2 separate regions of the Homo sapiens genome follow, and region 1 is linked to region 2. A link is an interaction called in ENCODE POLR2A ChIA-PET data of the cell type or tissue named here. Cell type or tissue: PC-9. All regions are shown on one strand.

Region 1 (2,500 bases), 140 kb before region 2:
GAGATCGCGCTATTGCACTCCATCCTGGGCTACAAGAGCGAAACTCTGTCTCAAAAAAAAAAAAAAAATGGTTCTTACTTTGGATTACAAACTGTGAGGACTAACCCAATGTTTGTTTTCTTCACTTATGTATGCCCAGTGCTTAGCTCATAATTGGTGCTTTAAAAACTTTAGAATGGGATAGAGGTAAGTATTCTTAGCTCCTTGGGCCTCTTCCTTTTTAAAAATAACATGTCTACTATTAGAAATTAATTTCTGGCCGGGCGCGGTGGCTCATGCCTGTAATCCCAGCGCTTTGGGAGGCCGAGGTGGGTGGATCACTTGAGGCCAGGAGTTCGAGACCAGCCTGGCCAACATAGTTAAACCCTGTCTCTACTAAAAATACAAAAACAGCTGGGCATGGTGGCGCGTGTCTGTAATCCAGCTACTCAGGTGGCTGAGGCAGGAGAATCGCTTGAACCTGGGAGGCGGAGGTTATAGTGAGCCAAGAACATGCCACTGCACTCCAGCCTGGGACTGTCTAAAAAAAAAAAAAACAACAACAACAACAAAAAAAAAAGAGACTCTGTCTTAAAACAATTAATTTCTAAATAAAGAGTTGCATGTTTAATATTTCACCTTTGTTTGAAGTGGTCATTTCCAAAGAAAGCTCAGAGTTGAAGTATACCTGTTAACAAATACTCAGAATTCATTGTAGAATTTTTGTTTTTGTTCTCGTTTTTATCTTGCCTAAATAATTGTTCTCTTCCCCATTCCCTTTATAATTTTGCCAGTGACACACTTATTATGTTTATTTAAACTTGAAAAAAACCTCAAGAGTTGTAGGGTAATACCTCAATGTGTTGTACATCCTGAAAAGCTGTTATATTTTCAACATAAGGGACAATGCAGGATGCTGAAATCATTGTATTTAAACTGTAAAAATGTCTGCCTTATATAATTATGATTTTAAAATCTACCCTGAACTTCTCAAAAGAAGGATTTGTTTATAATACACCGTACAGTAATAATTTTATCATTTCCAACAGATAAATGGCAGTGTAATCGATGAGATCTTGTACATTCCTTTGTAATTTGTGAGCACTTCATACGGAGAGTCAAGGGGGAGGGCTCATCTGGAGAATTTTGAATCCCAGTATTCTCCCCCACCCCGCAGAGTAGGTTCTTTCCCCATGGAGTATGAGGCTATTGTTTTGTAGTAAACCTTAAACTCTCAGACTGAAAGTAATTAGAACTGGAAATTAGTAACCACTTTTTTCTAAACTTTTCCCCTTTATTTTTATTTTCAATGTAAAGTAGGACTTTGCTATAAAACACGTGACCCTAGGGAAACTTTTGAAGTTAGCGGTATAGAGAGTACCACCACCAGACGCCACCATGCCTGCGGAAGGAGGAAAAACGGACATGGAAAGGATTGGCCTCTTTAGTGAGATGGAATATATTACTGTGGGTGATAAATATGTGTCACAATTTAATCGTAAGTATATTTGCTTTTCTCTATGGACGAATAGTGGGTATTTTCTATATAAAATTTAGAATTTAATATTTAAGTCAAATGATTTTTTAATGGTTTATATTTTAAAGCATTTAGTTCTAAAGTTTGTTAACGTGTAAAATTTCAATGAAGTTAAGCGATATCATTTATTTATTTATTTAGAAACAGGATCTTTGTTACCCAGGCTGGAGTGCCAGTGGCCTGATTATAGCTCACTGCAGTCTCAAACTCCTGGGCTCAAGGGTTCCTCCCATCTTCAGCCTCCTGAGTCTACAGGCACACACTACCATGCCCAGCTAATTTTTAAATACTTTGTGGAGTAGGGCGGGGGAGCTCTCACTATGTTGCCCAGGCTGGTCTTGAACTCTTGACCTCAAGAGACCCTCCCCACTCAGCGTGCCGTAGTGCTGGGGTTAAGAGGCATGAGCCACAGCACCCAGCAAGAAGGTGATTTTATGAGAATAGGAATCTCGTTTTATTAGGGTATTCTATCCTAATTTATTGTCCTCATAGGTAATTTGATTTCTTTTCAAAGGTGCCTGGCAGTTTTCTCCCAGAATATTTTGGTTAGATGGGACACTCCCCTATGCAAACAGCATTTACATTTGCGTCCAAGAAGGCCATCCATTGTTACCTTCCTGAGAAATGAAATGCTAAGTGAATGGCTGAGGGATTTTTACAAAAGTCATAAATAATAAAAAGAGCTAATATACATAAATATTTAAATGTCTCAGTTCAATTTTTGGATATCCAATTACTTCTACATAATAATACAAAATAAAACACTGATTTGGAGATATCTCGAAGATACATTGTTAAATAAAAAAAGCAAGGTGCAGAATAGTCTATATAGTGTGCTCAGCATGAACAATGTGATTCTTCTGAGACAGCATTTAAAAAAATGAAAAAGGATATCTATGAAAATATTCACTTGAACATACCTGAACATTCTTTGGGAAACAAAATGATTATCTCTTTGCCTGTGGAAGAAGAATTGGGTGGCCA
Region 2 (2,500 bases):
GCTGGGGTGCATCAGAACTGCTGCTCTCTGAAGCAACTTGAGTACTTAGAGAAATGTCATATATTACAAATAAAAATCAGACATTTTAATTCTTATCTCTATATTTTTTTTTCTATATTTTGCACTGGTTTCTTTTAATTCTCTTCTTTGTTTCAGCATCCTCCAAGTCTTCGTTCAAAGCCTTCTCCCTTTCCTGATGTCTCTCTGTTTTAGTTAGGTATATATTTAGGCTGCCTCTTTTTCTTAAATAATTTTATAATGAAGACAAGCTCTTAAGATAATTTTATTTTTCTTTTTCTTTCTTTTTTTTTTTTTTTTAGAGACAGTGTCTTGCTCTGTCGTTCAGGCTGGAGGACAGTGGTGCAATCATAGCTCACTGTAACCTCAACTCCTGGGCTCAAGCACCTCAGCCTCCTGTCAGCTGGGACTACAGACACGTGCCACCTGCCTAATTTTTTATTTTTATTTTTTTGTAGGAGATGGGGCCTCGACATGTTGCCCAGACTGGTCTCAAACTCCTAGGCTCAAAGGATCCTACTGCCTCTGCCTCCCAAAGACGTGGGATTACAGGCATGAGCCACCCGCCTCTTTATTTTGCTTTTATGAGTCAAAAACATTTGTCTCTTCTCCCTTAGCATTCATCTAAGTATATATTTTATAGGAGAAAGGCCAAGGGGAAGATCAGGGTGATGTTCAGTATTAATATACTGTGCTTCAGAAAAGGAATGACATAAGCTATTGTCCTGAGAAATAATCTCTAGAACCCTCTGTCAAATTAATCACTGAGCATAAGGGGCTCTATTCAGAGAGGTGTTTTTATAAAGCCAAGGAGACCCTGCATACCTGGCTGGAGAGGGAGGAAGGGATTGAGGACAGAGTGGAAGTAAGGAAAGGCCTGGCCAGCTTCTGGTCCTGGGGATGGCAGGAAGATGGAAAAGGAGAGGAAGGGCACACAGTAAGGTTCCCTTTGACTTCCTGTCTGGAGGCTGTGCTTCAAGGTGAGTTACTCCAAGAGCAGTCTGCACCTCAGGCACATCACAGCGAGCTGGGCAGCCGGGGTGGTCAGGCAGAAAGAGGGCTCTGGGGCTCAGCATTCTGGGGTGCCCTCGACCTTTACAGGATAGGGATGCAGCGTTGAGAAGCCAAGGATCCACAGCGTGCACAGAGTGGTGAGGGGAGCTGACCGCACAGCAGAGCCTGGATGCGAGGCTGGGCCAGAGGCTGGAGGAAGGGCATGGCAGATATTCCGGAGTCTGTAGCCTGCGGGAGCTGACTGGCTGAGTCAGCAGGAAGTGATAATCCTGCCCAGACCCAAAGAGATCAGATTACCAGTGACACCAGCCTCAGGTTTCAGCTTTGAAGGCCAGGAAACACCCAGGGAACAGGGACACAGCCCTGGAGACCAGAAGAGGTAGAGGACATCATGCCCAACAGCCCAGGTTTTCCCACCACCATAAGATGTTAACTGCTCCCACTCACCGGGGAACTATCCTGGGAAGGAAGCGGAGGAGGGGAGACTATTCGGAGAGACCAGGCATTTTTATCCTGATGAGTGATTTTTTCCTAATAGACTGCTGCCATCTTTGGAACGGATTACACTAAAAAGGATTAGACATTTGGTTAATTTTATCTCTCTCTATAAATTTCAGTTATATATAATATATATACACACATATGCTATATATTTATATTTATCATATATAGAAGAAATTGCATATTTTAGACTGATATGTGTGTAAATTATTTAACTTCACTACAAGATTTTTGTTATATTAAAAGAAATACATCTTAGTTGTAAAATGTTTGAAAAATAAAAGTATCCATAAATCACTGAAGATATGACCATAGTCAACATTTTTGTGAATAATTTTTACATCTTATTCCAGTGTATATGGATTTATTAAATAGAACCTTAAGAAATTTCTGAGATTGTACTGTTTCTGACTTATAAAATTAGAGATTTCATGGAGTCAACCTAATACATCTGGTCTAGGGGCACACACACATGCACACGTACACATACATGTACATCTATGTTCTAGGTGCATATGTATAGCTGTAAAAATAGATATTCTTCCCTTCAAAAATGAGATTATACTGTTTTATAACTTTTTTTAAAAATTTAGCAATGTGTTGTGAACATCTTTATACATCATTAAATATTTTTCCAGGAGGTCCTTTTTAAGTGATTACATGGTATTTCACAGCAAAAAGTGCCACAATGTGTTTATTAGATAAATATATCTAAATACCTGTTGTTAGATATTTAGATTTCTAATAATTATTTGATGTCATGAATAACATGGTAATACATAAACTTACAGCTAAATATTTGAACACATTGAGAATTTTTTTTAGAATAAATATATAGAAATGACATTGCTAGAACAATGGATACACAGTATTTTGAAGTTTTTTTTTTAACTTTTATTTTCGGTTAATGGGTACATGTTCAGGTTTGTTATATAGGTAAACTGAGTGTCTTGGGGGTTTGGTGTAC

Evidence for each region. Peaks named below come from ENCODE experiments on the same cell type or tissue, not always from the same donor. Only the 100,000 strongest peaks of a DNase experiment are listed, where the experiment ranks them.
Region 1: POLR2A ChIA-PET joins it to region 2 with 12 read pairs; 4 of 35 experiments call an interaction of 5 or more read pairs at or near these places.

What each region holds. Positions count from the first base shown.
Region 1 is chr4:185,428,035-185,430,534 of GRCh38, forward strand. CFAP96 (cilia and flagella associated protein 96) reads left to right here. Exons shown (of 8, transcript NM_001114357.3): 2 at 1,300-1,477. The coding sequence starts at 1,378. Among named protein-coding and RNA genes, the nearest start is that of CFAP96, 3.0 kb to the left of the region's middle. In PC-9, no CTCF peak of the experiment used is centred here; no DNase peak of the experiment used is centred here.
Region 2 is chr4:185,572,704-185,575,203 of GRCh38, forward strand. No RefSeq gene overlaps it. Among named protein-coding and RNA genes, the nearest start is that of SORBS2-AS1, 14 kb to the right of the region's middle. In PC-9, no CTCF peak of the experiment used is centred here; a DNase peak (open chromatin) is centred at 1,328; H3K4me3 peaks cover 806 bases; H3K27ac peaks cover 1,525 bases.